2 separate regions of the Homo sapiens genome follow, and region 2 is linked to region 1. The links are chromatin contacts, found by Hi-C or POLR2A ChIA-PET in ENCODE. All regions are on one chromosome and are shown on one strand. The core of a region is the stretch at or near the end of the contact, and the rest is flanking DNA. Distances in the headings are between cores, read along the strand shown. Region 1 overlaps HERC1 (HECT and RLD domain containing E3 ubiquitin protein ligase family member 1). Region 2 has its middle 17 kb from the start of MIR422A.

Region 1 (7,225 bases), core at 2,091-4,590:
TTTTCCAAAAAAAAAAAAAAATTCAAAAACCAACCAGATTGAGAGCACTGAGGTTAAACATTAAATCAATAAAGCCTAGTTCTGATTTTAATTATTTTAATTTCCTCTTGATATGCAGATATTTAATTTTTTTAAATCAGCATGTAGAGATGAGAGAGAACTCAAAATGTTTAAAAGACAATGTCTTAAATACTGGGTATGACTTCTTGCTTCGGAAACATGTCTAACCTCAACATTCAAATAAAAAGAAATCTAATGTCATTTCTATGATAGAGAAAAAGCAATACTATATATGTTCAGAAGAGTATTTTATGAACAAAGCACAATTATTTCTGTTTTTATTAGTGTTTCTACTTTTTATTGGTGTTTATGTTAAAACACACAAGAATTTTTAAACATAGGCACTCTTACCTGTCCCTAGGAAGAGCAGTCCATGCCAGACTATGTGATGTTCCAGCCGAAATCTGCTGAATAGCTATGCCATCTAAGCCACTCACTTTCTTTGGTTTAGTAATAGGACCTGTGGAATTTCCCTGACCACATTGCCCCATTGAGTTATTGCCCCAGGCATAAACTTCATTATCTAAAAACAAAATATAAAGTATTATATAAAAGAAAAGCCAAATTCAAATGTAATATATTTACACAAGACAACAGTTAATACTATTTCCTTAAAAACAAATGACTTTACCATGAGAAAGAGCCAAACAATGACTGTCTCCAATAGAAACATCAACTATTCTTGTGGCAGCCAGTTCTTCAATAAGCTTGGGTCTCAAAGCAGTAGCTTCTGAAGAACCACAACCTAGACAAGCTCCACAGCCCCAAGCATAGACCTGAAAAAAACAGAAATACGTTACACATAACTTCCTGAGATGATTAGATTGTTGGCTTTAGGGATAAATGAAATCTATGAAACTAAAGTGTGGTTTGATAGTAAATAACTTTCTGATGTTAAAATCATTTTGATCATTTTAAAGATTGTTACAGCGATTTATCATGCTGCCTTTAGGCATTCACTGTATAGGCAGAAAAACAGCTGATCTGAAAATAAAAATAACTGGTCATAGAAAAAACAGAAAGGTCTTCTGAGAGGGTCTGCTAAACCACTAATCGGCTTGCAATTTGTTATATTTGCCCCATCTCACCAGCTTTGAAAATACCATCTTAAAACTTCTCCTTTATGTGTTTCTCACTATTCCGGTGAGATTTAAGATTAGAACAAGGTATTATCATATAAAATGGATTATATAAATCACAAAACTGATGTTTATTATTTAGTTTTAGAAATACCTCACCTCATTATTGCAATAATTATCACTTACAAAGAGGGCCATGTGAAGCAGTAACAAGGTAGTTCCCCTTAAACATCTTCATTTTTGACTAATGAATACCAAAAGAATCACTAACTGATTTAAGATGCTTGGGGAAAGGGTTAGGTGGGAAAAAAAAATTTTGTCTTTGGCAAGACAAATAGGTGACTGACTGACAATTTGGCAACCCAAAATCAACAAAATCAAAACAATCAGCAATCTGAATGATTTTTTTTCTTTATCTTCAATAGATTTTGGTAAGATTATATAGATTCTTATCTTCATGCCATCAAATTTGAGAATTTGTTTTTGTCTTGCAATTATTTTAGGAAAGACTGCTGCTGAGAGATTAAACCACTTCAATTAAAAATAAAGAGCACTGTCCGGATGTAGTGGCTTAAGCCTGTAATCCCAGCACGTTGGGAGGCTATGGCAGGAGGATCACCCAAGCTCAGGAGTTCAATACCAGCCTGGACAATGTGGCAAGACCCGATCTCCACAAAAATTTAAAAAAATTGGTCAAGCATTGTGGCACAGGCCTGTGGTCCCAGCTACTCGGGAGCTGGGATGGGGAAGATCTCTTGAGCCCAGGAGGTAGGTCAAGGCTGCAGTGAGCCATGTTTGTGCCACTGTACTCCAGCCTGAGCAAAAGAGTGAGACCCTGAGTTCAAAATAAAATAAAATGAGAACATATATTTGTACTTGTTTCCAGATAACTTACTTAAGTATAGAATGCAACAAGATTCCAGTACATAAGGCATATTTTAGGAGATGTTAGGAACTAAAGATAACGACAGTGAAATAATGTATACTCAAAATCATCACAGAAGATTTCCTAAATCACTCATGAGGTATCATATACACTCATGCACCATTCGGTCAATAGCAGACCACATTATACAACAGTGGTCCCTTAAGATCTAACGGAGTTTTGATGCCAGTATTTTTACTGTAACTTTTCTATGTTTAGATATGTTTAGATACATACTTACCATTATATTACAATTTCTGAAGGTATTCAGTACAGTAACATGCAGTACAGGTTTGTAACCTAGGAGCAATAGGCTATACCATATAGTCTAGGAGCGTAGTAGGCTACACCATCTAGGTTTGTGTGGTACTCTCTACAATGTTCTCACAATAACAAAATGGCCTAATAACACATTTCTCAGAACATATCCCATTAAGTGACACATCACTGTAATACTGTCACTCAGTAAGGCCTACATAGAGTTTTCTCTTGCAGCGTTCCTTCGGTTGAGCACCAGATGAGAAATACTTGGCTTGCCTTTAGAGACTGGACCATACTATATAGTATGGTGGGAAGTCAGTACAGAAGAGGCCTGAAAGTGCTGAGACAGACTGAGGGAAAAGCAAATGTTGATCATTATTTCATGCTCAAGTTTAATGGTAAAGAAAACTATTCTTACCCATTAAAAGTATTTCTGACTTTATTTTTTTCACGCATATATATTTGATTTCATATAACTTAAGGTACTCATAATACAACTATTCTATACAGCAAACAGTTTACAAGTTCTCTTGGAATTCAATGTAATGGATTTATTATTATTATTACTATTATTACTACCACTACCAACTAATAGTTGAATAGTATTGGATAATCTATAGAAACTCTCAATTCTAATGATTATCTTATGTGATCACTTGTATGCAAAGCAGAAATTATTACTCCTTCATAAAAAAAGAAGCACATGATGCTCAAGGGGTGTCTGTTATTTGCCTGTGTGTATACATCAAATACATAAGCATCTTCTAACTTCAATTCATGGATTCTTACTACAAAAACCATAGTGAGAAACACGTAGAAGAGATATTCTTAAGGCAGCAACTAGCTAATGTAATGATGAATAGCTTGAAGATTTTTAGAACACAAGGCATTCTAGTTTCTCAGTGAATAATCAAATTATATGCTGATTTCAGCTTTTCTGCTCCTCTGCCTTGTCAATTAGTCATAAAACACTTTTATACCACTGCCTGACACAAGGTGGCCTCCTATACATGACAGAATAAGTGGCCAGCTCACTTTTTTACTGCCATAACTGATGGATACACAGGGACAAATATTGTCAGTCTATAATTATACCTGGCTCCTCCCTATCCTCAACAAACAAATAGGGTAAGAGTGAAAATACGCATGTAAAAGTTCGAAGCTTATAAGCTATAAAAGTACAAAGCTTATGAGCCTTTATAAAGGCTCATAAAATTCTGACTATCCTAAGCTTGACTTCACACTGTTTCTCAGAAACACCTAACTCTCTCAGAATATTTTCCATACCTAAGTGTTCTCTTTACCCTCCTTTTTGATCACCCTCTTGCCTTCTTAGTTCATATCACTGGCTCCATCAAGATCTAGTTCAGCTTTCCCCGACTATCCATAATGTTTTAGAAAAGGTTTAAGGGAAGCTAAATGCTAAAACATTTTAGAAAGTCAGTTTAATACAAAGAACAGAGGCTCCACTAAGATTTATCTGGGTCACATATGCCAGGTTAGAAAACCTGGTTCCTTCTCAGATACTCTACTTCAAACAGAAGAAGATATTTCATTTTAGCATGTTGCCTAAAAATGTATTTATTTGAACTTTAAAATTTAAATACAAGTATTACTTTTTAGTCACCTAATCCTCTGAAATACTCTAAGTCTTTTATACTCATCCCTTAGTCCTACCTGCCCTGTTGATGTCAAAGCAAGTGAAGACTGGCTCCCAGCACAAACTTTGCGAATGAACATTCCTTGTAAAGCTTCAATAACTTTAGGTTTATACACTCTGTTGGTATCACCATGACCAAGTTTACCTATAAAAACAAACACATTAAACAATTTACTTGTTTTAAAGAACCTCTACTCTTTTTAACACTACTAAAGTTGATAAGGAGCTCTAATGTTTCCATCACTAACCTGGCAGATATGAAAAGCTATGTTTCTGATAGCTGAGGATGTTAACAAACGAGCATTTTTATTACAAGAAAGTTAACAACCACTGATAGCCTTTTATATCTTAATTTCAAGCAATTAAAATCAAGCAATTTAAAATCACTTTAAAAGAAACATAGACAATTATTTTTCTGTCTTTCTCCCCCTTTAATGGCTATATTTCTAACTTCAAATTTGCTGACAAAATATACAGGTACTATATGCGTATAATTTTTCATAAACTTTAAAAAAGAATGTATATGCATATAATTTTTCATAAACTTTTTAAAAAATCAATAGCTCATGAAATTGAAAACTGGACAAATCATTAAAGAAGAAAAACAAATGGCCAATCATCTACAAATCCAACCACACCAGGAATAAAAAAAAGTATAAATTAAATGATACCATTTTCACTATTGAAATTATTTAATTAAATTTAATACATGCTGTTGTTGAAGACTATGGGGAAGTAAGCATTCACACTGCTAGTAGGAGTGACTAATTAAAGTAGACATAGATTTAGTCATTCATTGTGTTGTTAATACTGAAAAAAATTGAAACCATCTAGATACTCAACAATAAGAAACTGGTTTTATAAATTGTGCCACCATCAAATAAAAGAACACTTCAAGCCATTTAAAAGAATGATGTAGAGTCATGCTTGTTGATATAAAAAAGATACTCATGCCGGGCACGGAGGTTCATGCCTGTAATACAAGCACTTTGGGAGACTAAATCTGGCAGATCACTTGAGCCCAGAAGTTCGAGGCCAGCCTGGGCAATAAAGCAAAATCCTGTCTCTAAAAAAAATACAAAACTTAGTCAGGCATGGTGGTGCATGCCTGTAGTCCCAGCTACTTGGGGGGCTGAGGCAGGAGGATCGCTTGAGCCCAGGAGGTTGAGGCTGCAGTGAGCCAGGTTTGCATCACTGCACTCTAGCCTGGGTAACAAAGCAAGACCCTATCTCAAAAAAAAAAAAACTATTAGAGTAAAACATATATATGTCAAAACATATATAAACTTATATAAAACATACACATGTAGGTATACTTTGGTTTTTAAAAACACATCTAAGTAGAAATATATGTAAATATTTGTATAAATGTGTATTTATTTAGAAGTCTATTTCCAAAATGTTAACAATGGTTAAAGTAACATTTGTAAAAGCTCAGTTCATTTTTTAATTTCTGCTCATCTGTATTTGAGTCATTCTACACTAGGCATATATAACTGAAAAATAAATTTTTAAAAAACTCAAGAAAAAAGCCAAAGCTACTGATAAATAATTTTTTACATACCATTGTCTCCTCCTCCAAAAGACCATACAGTTCTCCCATCTTTAGACAGAGCAATAGTATGTGAACTGCCACAAGAAACCTCTCCTACATTGCTGATGTCTTTTACTAATGTTGGAATGTTACGACTATTGCTGTCACCATGACCTTGGATAAAACACACACAACAACAAAGAAACAACATTAACTCTTTTTCTCTAGGCCTTGACTTCACAAGTATAATAAATGTTACAACTTTAAAATAGAATTGAGATTTTTTTAATGCAATGCAATATGAAAAACACAATCATTTCTAACATCTTCTCAATCTTCCAAGGTGCTCCTAAACTGGGTCATAGAGTCACTTCGGTGAACCATTAGAATATTCTTTTCATGCTCCCCTCACAGCACTTACCTTGTGTTGTCCTGTTTCATGCTCATGTTGACTTGTTTTCATTACCCACTAGATTATAAACTTCAGGATCATGATGGTATTGCTTTTATCCCAGAAACCCTACAATGCCTGGTCATAATAGGGCACACTCAGTAAATGCTTGCTAGATTTAATTACATTTAAATATCAGCACTAAAATCTAGGTCTTATCTATATAAAATTATCTTCCTCTGAGCTTAAACTAACAAAATAAATGACAGTCTTTGGCCTAGTAAATCTGCTCTCACGGCTTCTCAGTAACTTAATCATTTCTAATTTTCTAGAAGAATAACTTACATTTTTAAAAAATCTTACCTAATCTTCCAAAGTCTCCTTCACCCCATGTGTATAATTCCCCATCCTCTGTGACAGCAGCACTATGTCTGTATCCAGCTGACACACAAACAACTACCTGCATTGCACACAAGTAAATACGATGAGTATGCACATGTTAAAACATATAGTCCGTATTTGATCCTATACACAGAGACTTCACAGATACTAATATTCACAACCCATCCAGGAATTTCCAGGTACAGTTGTGGAGGCTGTGTTCAGGCCAAGGATGACTGGCTAAGAGTTCAAGTAAGTGCTGAAATACATGCCTGTAATCCCAGCACTTTGGCAGGCCAAGGCAGGCAGATTGTTTGAGCTCAGGAGTTCGAGTTCAGCCTGGGCAACATGGCAAAACCCTGTTTCTTTTAAAAAATATGAAAATTAGCCAGGCATGGTGGCGCATGTCTATAGTCCCAGCTACTCAGAAAGCTGAGTTGGGAGGACCACCTGAGCCCCAGGAAATCAAAGATGCAGTGGGCTGAGATAGCACCACTGCACTCCGGCCTGGGTGACAAAGTAAGAACCTAACAAAAAAAGAAAGAAAGAAAAGAGAGGAAGAGAGAGGAGGGGAGATTAATAAAAAGAGAAGATATGAGCTCAGTTTCTTATGGTTCCAATTATTTGTGTGGGTCCTTGGCAATTACTTAGGTACTCTAAATGCCTCCCCATTCAGGTCTCTATTAAGATGCCACCTCTCCTAAGAGCACTCTCTGACCTACCTCATTACCTAATACCACACCTGCCCAAGGTAACCTTTATTGCTCATTTTTTTCTTTAATATTATCTGAAATTATTCTATATGCTTGTTAACTTATTATCTCTATCCTGAAGACTAAAGGATTAAAGTAGAGACCTTATCTGTCTTGTTCACTGCTACAAGTCTAATGCCTAAAATACTGCCTGACACTTCAAAAGTGCTAAATGTTTGTTA
Region 2 (7,225 bases), core at 2,614-5,113, 140 kb after region 1:
TCAGACCTGGCCCTGGGCACAATTGTGAGGCAGACGGGTCTCAGGAACCTTTTCTGTGCCTTGTGTTCCCTTCCCACCCACCTCCGGGCACTTCCTGGATACATGTCCTTCTTTGCTTGCCCCACGGAAGCTTGCTCTTGGGAAAGAGTCTTCCTGAATCATTCCCATCCTACTCCCTGTGATGGAGAAGGCTTAAAATGTTTTTATGTTCAGGGAAGCATCAAAGAGAAAAATTTCTAGCTCTGGGATTGCAGGAGTCAGGAAGCAGGGCAGGGCCGTGAAGAGGACAGTTGTACCCTGAAGTCATAGTTCACAGACCTCCTCATGGTGGTCGGCCCTGAGGGGTCAGGGCAAGATGCCCTGAGCAGAGGAGTGAATCAGGAGGTGTGAGACCTGAGCCTGTGAGGAGTGGCCTGTGCTCTGCCTGAGGCCAGGAAAGGCCAGGGCAGGGTGGCTGGCAGGGCTGGCCTCACACCATCCAGGGACAGCCAGGGATCCAGTATCCTGGGTTTTTTTGCCCTGGGTTGGCCCCCTCTGACAGTTACTCTCCCCTAGGGCTACTACATGTCCTTTTGGGGAGATCCCCGGGAGTGAGGAAAGGGCAGACAGGGCCAGAGCCCCTAGGCCTCCAGAAGGCAGTCCGGCATGCAGAGAATTCCCACCAGGACCGGGGGGTTGGCAGGGCCATCATAACAACTGCTACCCACTACTGAGTGTGGGTTGCACGCCAGGTTCACTCAGCACTTTCCCAGCATTTGCTGTGAGTCCTCAGAAGCGGATGCGCCTCCAGTTTCCCAGTCATCAGGACCAGGATTGTGGGAGGCAGCTCCACCATCTTCCCACTGCCCAGGGCTGCCCCAGAGCCAGTGGGGATGACAGCGTGGGGAGAATATGACTGTTGTCTGAGAGGGATGGGGTTTGATTGTGCTTCCCTTCACTTTTTACTCAAGAAAACAAGACAGAGTAATTTGGCTCTGAACAAACAATTCCCACTTGCTAGGTGCAGGCCAAAACGCCTAAGTTTGAAACCTAGAAGAAGCCTTGAGGTTATCATTCTAGAGCTAGAGAAACCAAGGCCCACAGGTGAAAGGACCGCCTTGACTTGCTGAACCAGGACTTAAACACGGGTGTCTCCACCCCCAGCAGGTTGCAATTTCCACTCCAGGAGTTGGAGGGTCTGTTATCTCAAAGGTGTCAGGTTGTAGGCGACAAGAGCCCTGCATGGCTCCTGCTGTGCCCTCCTCTTCCTGACTACATTCCCACTCAGAACAGGTTGCCCCAGGACCACAGGAAATATCTCGATTGTCTCTGGATTGCCACTTTTCTTTATTTTCAAAAAGACTTTTTTTTTTTTTTTTTTTTTGGAGACAAGCTCTGGTCATTTACCCAGGCCAGAGTGCAGTGCTGTGATCATGGCTCACTGCAGCCTTGACCTCCTGGGCTCAAGTGATCCTCCTGCCTCAGCCTCCACCTGGCTGATTTTTCTATTTTTTGTAGAGATGGGGGGTCTTGCTTTGTTGCTCAGGCTGGTCTTGAACTCCTGGCCTTAAGCAATCCTCCTGCTTTGGTCTACCCGAAGTGTTGGGATTACAGGGGTGAGCCACCACACCAGCCAAAGACTCTTTGCTTCCAGAAAGAAATAAGAAATAACCTTCTCATTGCATTTCATTGAGAGATGCAGAATAGACCACCTCCTGCAAGCTGCTCCATTTTAACTTTTGTCAAGGCAGAAAAATCCTTTAATTGTTTCAGATCTATTGAATTGAGTCTTCCCTTGCTGGCTGACTAAAGCAAGGGCTGAAGGATACAGGCCCCAAATTTGCTGAGCCTCTACACTGAGCACTCTACAATGGTTTGTAGAGTGGCAATGATAAGGAAGCCCACTTTGTAGGCCTGTTGGGGGATTAACCGAGATAACGTAAGGCAAAAGGCTTAGAACACAGTATGGATTTAATAAACATTTACTATTATTCTTCTAATCCCAGCCAGGCCACAAGCGAGGATATATCATCCTAATCTCATTGAAGTCTGAGTTCATTAACTTTTTTATTGTAGTAAAATATAGATAACATAAAATTTACCATTTTAATCATTTTTATGGTCGTGGGAAGCGCTGCCTCTCCACTCTCACCAGCGTCAGGTCCTAGGACCTCTCCAGCCCCTGAGTTGGGTTTCTGGATTTTTCTCGATGGTCTGAATTTACAGTTTTCTTAACATGATGCCCATGGCTTGAGAAGGAGCAAGGGGGAGAAGGAGGTCTCCATTTCTTCTTGGAAAGGTAACAGAAACACTGCCCATCCTCAGGGACCAATGGAAGTTGTTCTTTTCTTTGGTCTTCCCTGCCCCACTAGACTTTCTGTACCCTTCTGCCCACTCCCCAGTAGGACCTGTTCCAACTGCTCCCAATATCCCTCACTCTCCATGGGAATTGCTCCTTTTTTGTTTTTGTTTTTTGGTTTTTTTTTTTTTTTGGAGACAGAGTCTCACTCTGTCACCCAGGCTGGAGTGTAGTGGTGCGATCTCGGCTCACTGCAAGCTCCGCCTCCCGGGTTCACTCCATTCTCCTGCCTCAGCCTCCCGAGTAGCTGGGACTACAGGCGCCCGCCACCATGCCCAGCTAATTTTTTGTATTTTTAGTAGAGATGGGGTTTCACTGTGTTAGCCAGGATGGTCTTGATCTCCTGACCTCATGATCCGCCCACCTCGGCCTCCCAAACTTCTGGGATTCAACAGGTGTGAGCCACCATGCCCGGCCCCTGCTCCCTCTTTTTAACAGGGTTATTGAAACATAATTCACACACCACACAATTCACCCATTTAAAGTGAATGATTCAATAGGTTTTAGTATATTCAACGATATGTGTAACCATCATCGTAGTCAATTTTAGAACATTTTTGTAGCCATAAAGAGAAACCCCACACCCTTTAGCTATCACTCGCCCATCCCCAGGTCCCCTAGTCCCAAAGTCAACACTGATCTACTTTCTGTCTCTATAGATTTCCCCATCCTGGACATTTCATATAAATGGAATCATATACATGGTCTTTTGTGTCTGGCCTTTTTCACGTAGCATTCTATTTTCAAGGTCCATCTGTGCTATGGGAATCTATGCTTGTGAATGTGTCTTTCTTCTCTGCCTGGGCCATTGAAACAAGGCCATGTAAGCCACAGCAGTTTTCCAAAGGACATGTACCCCTTTCTTCTCTCTTTTTGACTCCTGCTCTCCACTTCCGTCCTTTGGAGGACTTCGTCTTCTTCCAGCCAGGCTTCTGTTAACCCTTCTGCCAACACTTCCTCTGAGGGCCAGGCCCAGGGCTGGAGGCCTGGGAAAGCTGCCCCCAGCTCCTCTTCCAGTGCTGGGGCTAGGCCTGGGGAATTCTGCTTTGAAGTTGGTTTCAACATGGGGAAGTGAGTGGATAGGGCCTCTAGTCCTGCTCTGAGCTCAGCCCTTGTCATTCAGAAAGCCACAAGGCCTGGGACAGGCCCCTGAAGTCCTTCCTCCTGACCCTACCCCTGACCACACGATGCCTCGAGGGATGCAGATGCTCCGAGGAGCCCCAACCAACATGTGCAGGCCCACACGTACATGCACAGAACCCAGGACTAATGCCAACAATGGAGACCCTTCTCAGTCTGCTTAAAACTCTGAAATCTTATATTTATAGAATACTATCTTTATTTGATTATGTTTTGTTTTAGATTTTAACTTGCAACGTTTGTTTATCCAGGGCTTTTTTTCTGTCTCTCTTTCTCAAAGATGGCCAATGTTGGTTGGCCATTAGTCAAGTACTGTGCCCATGCTGGGCAAACTAGGCTCCTTTGTCATGCTGTGTGGGGAGAATGGGTGTGGAGCTGGCACTTTCCCTATTCCTGCCCAGCCTCAGCCTGGCCCTGGGGACATCTGCCCAGCAGGCCTATGTGGCTGGATCACATGGGTCCCACTACAGTTCACTGCCCTCCAGTCCATGATGAGGTCAATTGCTCAGATTGTCCCCAGGGCTGACTGAGTGGAAAGGTGACTCCTGACAGGGCAGGCCTCCAGGGTTAGTCTCTATGAGATATGAGTCCCCACTTGCCCCAGAACATCAGCCTCATTGAGAGCTGCTGCAAATGGCCATCTTCCTTTAGGGCTAAGCATCATCCCCTCCCTGCAGGGCCTCACGAGGATGAAGGCGCTGCAAGAGGACTCTTGGATGGAAGTGACTTGTTGGGAGAGCCCATGAGCTCTCCAGAAAGGACTCCCAGCCTGCAGAAATGTTCTTTCTGTACACATATGACACATGCACTTATACTCACCACCTCTCCTGTGGACACACCTCCACAGTGTGCCCCTGTGAATCCCAACCCACACTTTAATCCACCTTCTGCCACCATCTCCACATCAGTGGTCTAGAGCTGGCGGCAATGGAGAAAAACACACCCACTGTACAGAGAAGATGCCTGAAGTGGAGGGACAAGAGACCTGCCCAAGGTTACATGGATGTATGCAGAGCCAGAGTGGGTGCTCAGGCAGCTGTGGTGTGGTGGAAGCACATCACCTGATCTCCTCTCCCCAGCTGTGTGACCTGGGGCAGGTCACTTAACTTCTCTGAGCCTAGAGTCTGCATCTGTGAGACGATAACACCCACTTCAGAGGGCTTCCGTGAGGATCCAGGGAGTCATGTGATACAAGCACCTCCTTACAAGCTATAAAGATGGTGAGAGCTAGTGGACAGTCAGAATTCTGGCCTTTTCCCTTCTTTTGAAAGTTCAGCTGCAAGTTGTATTGGGATATAGGTTGCACATACTTTTTTTTTTCCTGTTATATCTTTTAACATTTCATGGTATTGTTTATATATAGAAGTTTGTGATTTGAATGTTGTTAAATTTATTCATCTTTTCCTTTAAGGTTTTTTGTTTTTGTGTCTTGCCAAAGGTTATAAGTGAGGAACATTAAAAAAAAAAAAAGACAAATTCCCCAGACAAATCACAGAAAATAGAAAAAGATCTTGAAAATATTTTTAAAAACTCACATAATAAGAGGAATGCTAAGATGCCATTTCACATTATCAGATTAACGGAAGTTGTAAAGTTTGCTAACACACTGTGTTGGTGAAACTGATGAGGAACAAGCACTCTTGTTCTTTGCTGGTAGATGTATACACTTGTAGAACTCTGATCAAGAGCAATTTGGCTGTATTTGTAAAAATTAAAAACACACATACCATTTGATCTATAAGACCACATCTAGGAATTTATCCTCAGATATTACAGATGTATGAAATGACATATGCACAAGGTTATTCATTATAGCATTGTTTATAACAGCAAAGGAAACAACCATCATTAGGGAACTGGTTAAAATATGTTTCATCCATGCAATGAACCACTATACATTTGTAACAAAGAATAAGGAAGCTTTTCTGAACTGATATGGAAAAAATATCTCTATACCCTTAAGTGAAAAAAGCAAAGTGCAGGACAGTGTGTATAATAAGCAATTGTCTTACCCCGTGAGGCGCACTGTGGCAACCAGACCTCTGGGTTGTGGAATCAGGTCCTACAGGTCACCGTGGTTGGGGGACAGTGGCAGTTGCTGCCCCCATCTCAAGAAGGCTTGAGCAGCCGGCAGTTTGGCATCATTCTACAGCAGGAGGTTAAGGGCCCCCCTCCCAGAGTGGCGATCATTAAAGCCAAGGCTCCCAAAGGTCAAGCTGCAGAGCAACACCTGGAAAGAATCTGCCACAGCCTTCAGAAGCATCATGCTATGTTGACTTCTATATAGTCAGATAAGCAGGATCACTTGAAAGCTGAATGGGATCAGCCTAATGACCAAAGGTATTGAGACAGCCTTGTGCAAGCAAAAATTAAGAATGCCATGCAAGCGTTTATCATTAACACTGAAGGACAAAACACATGAGGCACACAAACCTGGCGCCTCAGACTGTGAAACATTCCTAAAACCATAATTGGAGATTGCCTAATCAAAAATCAAGTGAATTTGTCAAGTAAGGGTTATGGCTAGGATATTCATATTCCTACCAAATCAATAGCTATTGCTTGTTAATATTTTTTGTTTTATCTATGTTTTGATGGAAAGCAAATGAATATATTGTTCATATTTTGTTACTTTGGTTAAAATCTATTTTGCTTCTTTTGTTGAATATAAAATTGACCCTTGAACAATAAGGATTTTTTGTTTTGTTTTGTTTTGTTTTTTTTAAAGACAGGGTTTTGCTTTGTTGCCCAGGCTGCAGTGCAATGGCGTGATCTCAGCTCACTGCAGCCTCCCCTTCCTGGCCTCCTGGGTTCAAGCGATTCTCATGCCTCAGCCTCCCAAATAGCTGGGACTACAGGTGTGCACCACCACACTAGCTAATTTTTGCATTTTTAGTAGGACAGAGTTTCACTGTGTTGGCCAGGCTGGTCTCGAACTCTTGACCTCATGTGACCTACCTGCCTCAGCCTCCCAAACCGCTGGGTTTACAGGTATGAGCCGCGGCACCTAGGCTTATATACCTTTTTATACTTTAAATTTTTTGAGCCATGTGAATATTTTACCAATGCAGAAAATTAACACTATTTTAAAATAATAACAGTTTCCCAGAATCCAATCCAAAATATCAAACCAGACACTCTGGGCCCATATATTTTTTTAAAAGTTTCCTAGGAATCTCTCAGGGGAATCCTGGCCTGTCATGGAAGATCGCTAAGAACCTACTGAGCCTTAGATCCAGCAGTCAAGGTCCCAGCCCTTGCAGCGCCACCTGGTGGCCTTAGTTACCAAGCATCCCTCAGAAAAATGTGTGTGGATGGCCAGTGAATGCAGACCAGGACAAAGAGTAACATGGCACTGTGTCCACAGGCTGGGTGGGGCTGGCCCCAGCGGACCCAACATCGACCTCCAGGACTGGCTGTGTCGGTCCTGAGGGAAACGAGGCAGAGGGCCTAAAGTTCTACAGCCTCTGTCCCAAGGAGCCACCCAGAGGCAGCCTGCAAGAGCACATACCTTGGGCCTCTGTCCCAAGGAGCCACCCAGAGGCAGCCTGCAAGAGCACATACCTTTGGACCTGAGTTCAAACCCCGGCTCCACCAACTACTAGCCTCGTTATCTCATGCAGCATAACTTCTCAGGTCCTCTGTTTTCTCATCTGCAAAATGGAGACAAGTATAAGTCTGTAGACACATCTAGTATAATGCCTATGCTCAATAGGAACTTGATTAATGCTCATTCTCTTCCCTTTT

The links. A loop is a pair of places that touch in the nucleus more often than their neighbours do. ChIA-PET counts read pairs that join two places held with the same protein, here RNA polymerase II (POLR2A). Pooled maps may share reads with other maps.
Region 2: a loop to region 1 is called in a map of Right ventricle myocardium inferior, with 12 times the contacts of the local background. The contact joins two enhancer-like sites. A Hi-C loop is called at or near these places in 108 of 168 maps with a recorded cell type or tissue (A673, B cell, CD14-positive monocyte and 63 more), 37 of 37 single-sample maps with no recorded cell type and 50 of 50 pooled maps. POLR2A ChIA-PET finds 5 or more read pairs at or near these places in 13 of 52 experiments (CD4-positive, alpha-beta T cell, CD4-positive, alpha-beta memory T cell, GM12878 and 8 more).

Annotation. Positions count from the first base shown.
Region 1 is chr15:63,748,956-63,756,180 of GRCh38, forward strand. HERC1 (HECT and RLD domain containing E3 ubiquitin protein ligase family member 1) reads right to left here. Exons shown (of 78, transcript NM_003922.4): 6 at 6,274-6,370; 7 at 5,550-5,693; 8 at 4,003-4,130; 9 at 692-836; 10 at 412-583. Among named protein-coding and RNA genes, the nearest start is that of HERC1, 81 kb to the right of the region's middle. Within about 2 kb of position 3,341, at least 2 of the 41 ENCODE cell types and tissues checked have a DNase peak (open chromatin) inside an H3K27ac peak, as active enhancers do.
Region 2 is chr15:63,884,433-63,891,657 of GRCh38, forward strand. No RefSeq gene overlaps it. Among named protein-coding and RNA genes, the nearest start is that of MIR422A, 17 kb to the left of the region's middle. RefSeq lists an enhancer at 6,860-6,949. Within about 2 kb of position 3,864, at least 4 of the 41 ENCODE cell types and tissues checked have a DNase peak (open chromatin) inside an H3K27ac peak, as active enhancers do.